2 separate regions of the Mus musculus genome follow, and region 1 is linked to region 2. The links are chromatin contacts, found by POLR2A ChIA-PET in ENCODE. All regions are on one chromosome and are shown on one strand. The core of a region is the stretch at or near the end of the contact, and the rest is flanking DNA. Distances in the headings are between cores, read along the strand shown.

The links. ChIA-PET counts read pairs that join two places held with the same protein, here RNA polymerase II (POLR2A).
Region 1: POLR2A ChIA-PET joins it to region 2 with 16 read pairs in Patski. The contact joins the promoter of Ppp1ca here to the promoter of Gstp1 in region 2. POLR2A ChIA-PET finds 5 or more read pairs at or near these places in 4 of 5 experiments (Patski and embryonic stem cell).

The regions. Positions count from the first base shown.
Region 1 is chr19:4,190,375-4,195,667 of GRCm38, reverse strand. It overlaps Ppp1ca (protein phosphatase 1 catalytic subunit alpha), which reads right to left and starts at 3,494. Exons shown (of 7, transcript NM_031868.2): 1 at 3,397-3,494; 2 at 2,792-2,923; 3 at 2,416-2,646; 4 at 1,797-1,901; 5 at 978-1,201; 6 at 762-896; 7 at 249-686. The coding sequence starts at 3,451. The coding sequence ends at 576. Tbc1d10c (TBC1 domain family, member 10c) reads left to right here and starts at 4,621. Exons shown (of 10, transcript NM_178650.3): 1 at 4,621-4,649; 2 at 4,833-5,004. The coding sequence starts at 4,859. Rad9a (RAD9 checkpoint clamp component A) reads left to right here. Exons shown (of 11, transcript NM_011237.2): 11 at 1-470.
Region 2 is chr19:4,034,430-4,039,334 of GRCm38, reverse strand. It overlaps Gstp1 (glutathione S-transferase, pi 1), which reads left to right and starts at 1,423. Exons shown (of 7, transcript NM_013541.1): 1 at 1,423-1,472; 2 at 1,715-1,750; 3 at 1,939-2,045; 4 at 2,144-2,231; 5 at 2,544-2,647; 6 at 3,404-3,511; 7 at 3,674-3,924. The coding sequence starts at 1,472. The coding sequence ends at 3,862.

The sequences.
Region 1 (5,293 bases), core at 2,245-4,744, 150 kb before region 2:
ATTGAACACCCTCTGCCAATCATGAACTCCCCGCCAGACCCTCCTGTGGGCCAAAGGAACTGTTTCTCTTTCCTAACACTTGGGCCTTGGCCTAGAATCCTAATAGCCTCTGGACCTGATTGTGTGTCACTGGTGTTGCCCTGGCTGGGCCCATGTTCAGCCACTCAGTCTGCCCTCCCAGGTGGCTTTGTACCAAAGAACTGCTGGCCCACTGTCTGGGACGGGACAAGAGAGACAGAGGCTATGGTGAGAATCCAGCTTTGACCTTTATTCAAGAGACCAGATGGGTTGCCCCAGGATCTGGCTGCCAGCCATGCAAGGCTGGAGACCCACAATCTGGTCTGCCATTGCCCTGAGCTGCAGCCTTGGCCCCAGGATTCCACTTGCAGCCACCACAGGTGCTGGTGGGAGGGAGCCCTGGGAGATTAGATGCTGCTATTGATTCTTTAAAAAATAAAGGAAAGACACTTAACGCTGTGTGTTCCCCGTGACGGGTGGGCCTGAGAGGCCAGTGTGACCCATGGCAGCATGATTTCTGTACAAACGATCTGGGGCAGAAGGGCAGCACATGGAGGCTATTTCTTGGCTTTGGCAGAATTGCGGGGTGGAGTGATGGGCCGGCCTCCGGGGTTCAGGCCGCTGAACTGCCCATACTTGCCCTTATTCTTATCAGCGGGCTTGAGGATCTGGAAGAGAAAACACTCATCAGGGTCCTGGGGTTGAGCCAGGCGTCTATTGGGCAGCCTCTTCCCCACACCCACCTGGAAGGAACACATGAGGGTCTCATCCACACTCATCATGGCACCAGCATTGTCAAACTCTCCACAGTAGTTGGGAGCTGAGAAGAGTGTCACCAACTGTCTCTTGGCAAAGAACTCATAGCCATCTTCTACAACCTGGGCCAGGGCAGGAACGGTTTAGTCTGTAAGTTAGGCACCCCACCCCCACCCCCAGCCCGCCCCAGGCCACCAGCCCACCTGATGTGCTCTGCAGATGAGGTCCAAATCATGCTTGTGCAGGAACTTGGCTACCACCTCAGCCCCAAAGGTAAAGGAGACACCACGGTCATTCTCGCCCCAGCCTTGAACATCCTTGTCAGGGTCAGACCACAGGAGATCACACAGTAGGCCCTGGTCAGGCACGTCTGTGGGCCGCATAATACGCCTAATCTGCTCCATGGATTGCAAGTCTGGAGACAGGCCTGGGGGTGGTGGAGTGGGAATAGTGTTCCTTAAACCAAGTGCTGTCCTGTGCCCAGCTCTGGGGTGGGACAGCTCCACTGTTCCCACCGCTAATCTGGGCTCCTTAAGTTCAGGGAGACAGAATCCATTACTTCCCCACTGGCCCCATTTCTCTGTGGCCTTGGCTGTCCTGGAACTCACTTTATATGACACCACCACTTAGAAGTACAGATAGCAGACCTCGGGGGTGGGGGGGCAGAAGGAGATTAATGAGTTGACTACAGGATGCCTCATGCCACAACAGGAAAGAGTGCAACCAAACTGGTGGGTGGAGCATGCCTTTAATCCCATCACTTGGGAGTCAGAGATAGGCAGGAGCTCTAGTGAGTTCAAGGCCAACCAGGTCTACAAAGTGAGTTCCAGGACTGTCAGGGTTTTACCCAGAAAGCCAGTCTCAAAAACAAACGGGGGTGTGGTAATCTCCCCTAATAAGCGATATCCAAGATGAGATTCAAGGAGCGCTATTCCAGGGAACTGAGAAGAGTTCTGTTAACTTTACAAGGCCCCTAAGGATGTGGCCCAAGAACCCAAGCACAGACCCACAACCACTCTCACCCCCGTGGCAGCAGAAGATCTTCTCATCCACAATGGCTGCAATGGGCAGGCAGTTGAAGCAGTCAGTGAACGTCTTCCACAGTTTGATGTTGTATCTTCTCTTGCCTGCGCAAAAGGAAGCGGCTCATAGGGAAGACTACACCCCCAACCCCCAACCCCAGTCTAGGTTTCTGTGCACCCATCCAGGGACAAAGCTGAGAAAAAAAGACCGAAAAGCAAAGAAAGCTTACATTCTTCTCTTTGCTCTACCCTCATCTACCTTCCAGAATTCCAACACCTGAACTCGTCTGGCCCAACCATGATGGTGGTACCCACTCTGGTCCCATGGATGAGGCCAAACCAGGAGTGGGTCTGTTTTATTCATACAGGCATCCTAAATGTTTACTAAGGAATGTACTAGAAGGGGGTGTCATCAGGCAGGGCTGTGGCTTTAGCAAATGGGCAGCCCTGCATGTACATCCATTCACCAGGCCCCTCCTGAGCGCCAAGGACGACAGACGTGTTGCTGGGGCCCTACAGGGCTCATCATTGGGGGTCTTTTGGCACTAGACCAATGTAGGGGGCCCATGAAGAGCAGGGAATGTAGTTCTGGGCAGACAGCAACATTCAAAGCACTTACATTCATCATAGAAGCCATAAATGCGGTTGATGCTGGCACACTCATGGTTCCCACGAAGTAGAAAGAAATTCTCCGGGTATCTGATCTTATAGGCCAGCAACAGGCAGATGGTCTCCAAAGACTGCTTGCCCCGATCTACATAATCCCCCAAGAAGAGGTAGTTGCTCTCTGGAGGGAAGCCACCATACTCAAACAGCCGTAGAAGGTCATAGTACTGGCCATGGATGTCACCTGGGAACCAGAGAAAACTAGGTAGGTGCAAGATGTAAACTTGACCCCAGGGCCAGCAATAGGTTAAAGGGTGGAGGAACACGGTTAATGGGGCACGAGTAGGGGCTATTTTCAGGAAGCAAAAGGGTTCTGTGCAAGGATTTACCACAGATCTTGAGGGGCGCCTCAAGCTCCAGAAGAATGGGCTGGCTCAGGAAAATCTCCCGGGATTTGAGGCACAGACCACGGATCTCGTTCTCTGTCAGCTGCACGTTCTTCCCAGGCCGTGAGCCCTGCACTGAGTACGGAATAGGGTCTTGGGACCCTGACCTCGCAGACCGGACGAGGGTAGGTGTCGCGCCCCCCTAACAGGGGCAACTGTTGCAAGTGAGCCCCCACCCCCTCACCCCGAAACCTTTGCGTCAGGCCTTCAAAGGCAAGATCCGACCCCTTAGCCACCCGGAGGGCCTCCAGAGAAACGCCTGTGCTCAGCAGCCTGTCAGCCGAAGCTTCCTCGCTTCGGGATCCCTTCCCAGCTAGCTTCGCAGGAGCCTCACCCTGAGTCCCGGGCACTCGTGCACCCCCGGCCTCTGAGCGCGCTCCAAAGCCCAGGCGCCCGCGGGGGGGGGGGGTGCCGTGGCCATGGATCCTCACGGCCTGTCCCCGCCCAAGCGACGCTAGCCCCCGGGAGCGGCGGGCCGCCCGCGCGCCACTTCCAGACGGCGAGGGGCCCGGGCTCGGCGCGAGCGCACCTTCCCTACCCCTGCCCACCTTCCAGCAGGCGCCCGATGATGGAGTCCAGGTTGAGCTTCTCGCTGTCGGACATGGCGGCGCCGCCGCTCCGGCCCACCAGCTCCGGGCCCTCTCCTGCCTCCCGCCCTCTTACAGCCTCCTTCCGGCCTGGCTCTCCTTCCGCCCTCCCCAGCCCGCCCCCGGCCCGCCGCCCCTCCTCTTCGGTCGACCGCCCCGCCCCGCCCTGCCGCGTCCGTAGTTCCCCGCTCTCTAGCGCCTCCCCTGGACGGGAAGCTCCGCAGCCCGAGAGGGCCTCGGGCGAGCGGGCGGGGCTGGCAGGGGTGGTGAGCCGGGGTTCGGTAGGGCGGGGTTAGGTCGGCTCCACCCTGGAGGAATCGCCCTGCCGCGTTCAGATGAGTTAGGGCCGGAAGTACTGTAGGAATTGTTTTTCTCTTTCCAAGTCTCTCCCACCCCAGCCCTGCGTGGGACTGTGGTATGAGCATGTTAATCGCTGACTTCTCAAACACTAAATAAATTCCTCGAAGTGCAGAAAAAGAAACTAAGGCTTAATGATACTGAGAGTGGGCTCCAGACCTCCGGAGCCTCACATTCACCTCCATCTTTATGGCCAGACCCATGAACACCTGCTACTGAACTCTAAGCAGTGTTTTGGTCCAGGTTGCCTTGGTGCCTGCTACGTCCATTTTTTTTCCATAAGTGATGTAATACGTTGTATCTCGTTCATGTTGTAAGTCCTTTGTAGAGTACTTGGACTTGTCTAGCATGTGCAAGGCCTGAGGTTCCAGCTCCGGCTCTGGAAGGAACATTAAAGTAGGCTTGGTGTCGTAAACCTATAATTCCAGTGCCTGAAATTCCTGCACTCAGGAGTCTGGACACAGGAGGATCAGAAGTTCAGGGTCATCTCCTGTCTGGGCTACATAAGACCCTGTTCTCACACTACCCCTTCACTCTCAAAACAAAACAAAACAAAAAACCCGGGGCAGGGGGTTGGAGGGGTGGGATGACATTAAAGGATAATTATTATTGGAACCATAAATTGGTTTTACTTGGTAAAACTGAAGGTGGCCTGTCATCTTCAATTTGGGCCAGCCAGGGAATCAATACACCCAGCATCCTCTGGATGGGAGGAGGTCGTGGCTCTGGCACTAGGGCAAGCAGGAAGAACCTCACAGAGGAAGGGGGGAGTCCCCCCACCAGGGAGGGGCCCCCAGCAAGCTGCTGAGCTGAGACTGAGGAGGAAGTGAGAAGAAGAGGTGAGGTGCAGCAAGGAGGTGAGCCGGGCTGCTGGGGTAGGGGCCAGGCTTGGGGCTGGGGCTCTGCACAGAGACTTGGTCTCAGGGTCTACCCGACTCCCCAGCAAAAGAGGGGGCTTAGTCCCCTGTGACTGAGGACTGGTGGCTGGAATCCCCAGCCTGAGTCTGGCTGTTCACACTGGCTCTCTGTATGTCTTGCAGCCTGTGACACTGGGGTCCAGGGCAGAATGGCCCAGGCCCTGGGAGAGGACTTGTTATCAGAACTACAGGATGATTCTAGCTCCCTAGGGTCTGACTCAGAGCTGAGTGGGCCCAGTCCATATCGCCAGGCTGACCGTTATGGCTTCATTGGGGGCAACTCAGGTGAACTGAGGTGAGTGAGGCATGGGTAGGGGAGAGAGTAGGGTCCAGAGACTGAGGACACTAGCCCAAAACTCAGCTGCTGGTGTCACTGCTCGGTTCCGCGTGGTGGGGTGGGGGTGGGGGTGGGGTGTGCTTTATCTCTTTATCCTCTGACGATCTGTACCTTCCCCTAAAGCTGAACATCCTTTCCCTTTTAACCTCTGGTCCAAGAACCCCAGATGGAAATTTGGATGTCTTCTCTTCTCCAGGTTTCCCTTACACAGTTAATCACAGACAGAAACTTGACACATCGCACAGCA
Region 2 (4,905 bases), core at 174-2,673:
CGTGAGTTTTGTTGCCCCCTACACATACAAGCCAAGGTGAGTTAACAAGAGTTCTCAGAGTAAGTAAGACACCGAGGAGAAGATAAAATCTTATCTAAACAGAAATCTAACTTTTAGTGGATTTTGTTTGCTTCTTCTTTTTTTTTTTTTTTTTTTGTCTTGTTCTTACTAGCCCTGAGAGTTAAAATTAGAAGGATTATCGGGCTGAAGAGATGCCCAGCAGTTAAGAGCACTGACTGTTCTTCCACATGTCCTGAGTTCAATTCCCAGCAACCACATGGTGGTCCATAACCATCAGTGATGGGATCTGATGCCCTCTTCTGGTGTGTCTGAAGACAGCTACAGTGTACTCACAAACATAAAATAAATCTTTAAAAAAGATGTCACTAGGGGTGATTCTTTTAAACCAACTGAAAAATCATTCAGTTTTATGTAATGAAAGTTTTACACAATACAGAGATGTCATAACAGAATAAAGACTCCAGATTCAGTAAATGTGCACCTATGTTATGTGGGGCTTGGATTGGCCTGTTTAAAGGTGGAGAATCATACAGATGAATTTTTTTTCTTCACCTTATTTTTTTGAGACAGGGTCTCTTACTCAACCTGGAGCCTACCTGTTCATCTAGACGGGTCAGCTAACAAAACTCAAGATTTGTCCCTATTCTCACAGAGCTGGGGTTCCTTTTTTTTTTTTTCTCCTAAGACAAAAATCTCATGTGTAGCCTTGGCTGTCCTGAGATTCACTCTGTAGACCAGGCTGGCCTCAAACTCACAGAGATCTGCCTGCCTCTCTTCTGAGTGCTGAGATTAAAGATGAGAGCCTCCGCCACCACCTGGACTAGAGTCGGGATTCTGTATGCGTGCTGCACCCTTTTTATGTAGGTGCTGAGGTGAGAAGAAGGTGCTCGAACTTGTGTAGTACGTACTTTACCTGCTGCACCATCTCTCCAACCCTGTTAGTCTCGTTTATTTTTATCATTTATTTGGTGTTTGTGTCGAGTGTGAGGAGTTAGGATAACAATTTTCTGATTACTCCTGGCGAAGGTCAAATGATCAAATGAAGCTCTTTGGGAGGAGAAAGAAGTTGGTGAGTTAAGGATGGCCACTAGTGGAATCTACTACAGAGGTTGGTAGATGGGGACAGGCAAAAGGCTGACAGAGTTGCACATGCTGCAGAAAGCTGTCCAGCTCCAGTACAAAGTGGAAGGGAGCTGGACACACCCTTCTCGGAGCAGGACCAAAAAATGAACCCAGCACCGCTGCAGACTCGGGTCCCACAAGCGAGTGTCCCCGGCAGGAGGCGGGAGCTGCAGAGCTCCGCTACCGGCTTCTCTCTCCAACGTGTTGAGTCAGCATCCGGGGCGGAGCGCGATGCCCCTTATAAGGCTGGCGGCCCGGTGGCCTACGCGTGCGTCCTCACTCTGAGTACCCCTCTGTCTACGCAGCACTGAATCCGCACCCAGCAGGCAGTGAGTCCGCTCCGCACAGCTTCCCAGGACAACCAGCTTGCAGCTGTCGGGGCCTGGGCTCGCTCACGACTGGCGCTCTTTGCACCGGGCAGCTTGCAACAGGAGCCTGGGGCGTGGGGTGGGGGATGGGGAGGCGTTTCAAACCAGAGAAGGGACCCGGGAGATGGGGTGGGAAAGTGTACCACTCTGAAACCTAATCATTACCCCTTTTCTACCTAACATTCTTCTCTTGTCCACCCCAGTGCCACCATACACCATTGTCTACTTCCCAGTTCGAGGTAAGACCAAATGACTGCAGGAAGGGGAGGTCTGGGGTAGGGGTTGCAGCCCACCATTCCTATCCTCCATGAAGAAATTCCAGTTCATTTTTTATTCTCCTTCTGGTTGCAAGTGGTCCTTGTACTTGAAATTGCTTTGAGGCTGGGCCTGAATGCTGTCCCCAAATCCTTACCCTGACTCCATACAGGGCGGTGTGAGGCCATGCGAATGCTGCTGGCTGACCAGGGCCAGAGCTGGAAGGAGGAGGTGGTTACCATAGATACCTGGATGCAAGGCTTGCTCAAGCCCACTTGTGTGAGTGACACCCGTAGTGGAGGGGGCAGAGGTAGGGCCTTAGGAGGGCTGTGACTGGGAGGCAGCAGCATCACCAAGGTTCTTGTTCCTCCCTCCAGCTGTATGGGCAGCTCCCCAAGTTTGAGGATGGAGACCTCACCCTTTACCAATCTAATGCCATCTTGAGACACCTTGGCCGCTCTTTGGGTAAGTCCTGAACCCAGGTGGTCCAGCTGGTGGGCAGGGTGGTGGGGGGGGTATCAGTTATTGTTTCAGGGGGTATCTGCCCAGCTGGCCACTCCCTTTTTAGTTTTGAGTTGACAGAGCAAAACAGGGACACACAGAGATTATTCTTGTTCAGGCTGCATCTGTGGTCTGCCTGCCATGGCTTCCTGTTGCCTTTCATGAGCTCGGGTCTCACATGACTGCCCATATCCCCTCCCCCAAGACCTCGACCTACCAACAGCCACATGCCTGAGGAAATCAGGGATCAGTCATGCTGTCTCTCTCAACCCGTAGGGCTTTATGGGAAAAACCAGAGGGAGGCCGCCCAGATGGATATGGTGAATGATGGGGTGGAGGACCTTCGCGGCAAATATGTCACCCTCATCTACACCAACTATGTGAGCCTAGATCCCGGGGAGTGGGGGTTGGGAGCGATGGGCAAAGGAGCTTTGTGTATTTTTGCCTCCCTAGTTTCCTTTCCTGTATCAGAGCCCGAAGCAGGGTAGGGCAGTCTGGGGCACTGTAAAGAGGGCCAATAGACAGCTTCAGGAGAGGTCAGCGGGTGCAGATAGGAAGAGTGTGTGTGCCCTCACGTGTGTGGGTGTGTGCATAGGGGCAGAACATGAAGAGACAGAGCTGGGGCAGAAGGCCAGGTCCTAAAGCCCTTGGACCAGCTGGCTTGGACTCTGTGGGGCTGTTGAAGAGTCTGTTCATGGCTGGATTTAAATGTGAAGCTCCGAATGATCCTCAGGGTGCCAGCTCTGAGAGCTTTACTATGATAAAGACCAGAGAACTTAGCTGGGGGTGGTAATGCACACCTGCAATCACAGTAGTTGGGTGGCCTGAGCTACACTGTGAGCTGTCCAGGGCAGCCTATGGTAGGGAGGGAGAGCATAGAAGGGATGGAGTGGTTGAATGGTGTAAGAAAGAATTAGCAGCTGAAGTGACTGAGACCTGGTCAAAGCCTGGGTGTTGGCAGCAGGCACAGTGGTGGCTAGTCTCCTGACACCAGGCAGCCCAGGAAGTAGGTAGTGGTAGGCCATGTCCCTGGGGGGTGGGGTATATCTGGAATTCATTACAGGGCAGCAGGAGTCCAGTGCCCAGGGCACTGTGACAGTGGGAGGATGGTACATCTTTGGGTGTCTCCCTGGCAGGAGAATGGTAAGAATGACTACGTGAAGGCCCTGCCTGGGCATCTGAAGCCTTTTGAGACCCTGCTGTCCCAGAACCAGGGAGGCAAAGCTTTCATCGTGGGTGACCAGGTGAGCATCTCTTGCATTGCCTTTGCCTTGTGGATAAGGACAAGAGGGAGCCATATGTAAAGTGGAGCAGAGCTAAGGGGTGGAGGTGGGGGCCCTCAGCTCTCTGCCCCCCAGCCCCAGCCTCCTCCCAGCTTCTGAGACCCACACCTCCTGCCCCTGCAGATCTCCTTTGCCGATTACAACTTGCTGGACCTGCTGCTGATCCACCAAGTCCTGGCCCCTGGCTGCCTGGACAACTTCCCCCTGCTCTCTGCCTATGTGGCTCGCCTCAGTGCCCGGCCCAAGATCAAGGCCTTTCTGTCCTCCCCGGAACATGTGAACCGTCCCATCAATGGCAATGGCAAACAGTAGTGGACTGAAGAGACAAGAGCTTCTTGTCCCCGTTTTCCCAGCACTAATAAAGTTTGTAAGACAGAAGAGGTGTCTTTGGTGCTGTTTCCTGTTGAAAAGGGGGCTCTGGGACCCTCAGGCTGGAAAAGGGCAGAGGACAGGAAACTTGCACATAAGGGTGGGACCAGGACATCTTCCTGCTTAATATTTGCTGACCTTTGAAACAGGAAGGGGTTAAGAGCAGAAGAAGAGAAATGAACCAACATCTAATGAAGGGGGACCCATGTTGATTTGCCAGTCAGTCCTAGAAACACTCAACACCTGGCTACAGGCCAAGCTAGTTCCCTGCCTTGGGATAGACTGAGGCACTGTGACCTGAGGCTGGCCTGGTGAAGGGTCACAAACTATACAGAGGGCCTCTGCTTACCTTGCTGGTGATGTGTGAGTGTCTATCTCTGAAATGTTGTGATCACAGCTGTGGACTGTGCTCAGGTTGTTCCTGCAAGTTTCTCTCCTTGGCCTCAATATTCTGTGCTTGAAGATAAGAAGGACATTTCTTGGCAGGTCGCACACCTTTAATCCCAGCACTTGGGAGGCAGAGGCAGGCGGATTTCTGAGTTCGAGGCCAGCCTGGTTTACATAGTGAGTTCCAGGACAGCCAAGGCTGAGAAGGACATTTCTCTTTTCAGCCTGGATTTTGTTGTTGTAAGAGAACCCCTGAGGCTAGGTAACTGTGTAGATTGTCACCATCCACTAAATGCTCTGAGTCACCACCATGCTCTAATTTGCATGAGACAGTGGCTTTTGGGCTGAGTGTTTCCTTGGAGTGTAAATGCAGACACAGGATGACTGCATCTCCTTTGTGCCTGTAATCACCATTATCCAACCAGCACCACTCACAGTCTCTGACTGACACCGTCTATAAGCTACTCAATATAGATTGGAACCCATGGGCGAGTGTGTATATTAAAACTGTGTGAAAAAAAAATGAGCCCAAGAACTTACCAAACACTCCAAGGAAAAGTGCAACAACTTCACCAGACCCCATAGAAGCCTGTCATTCA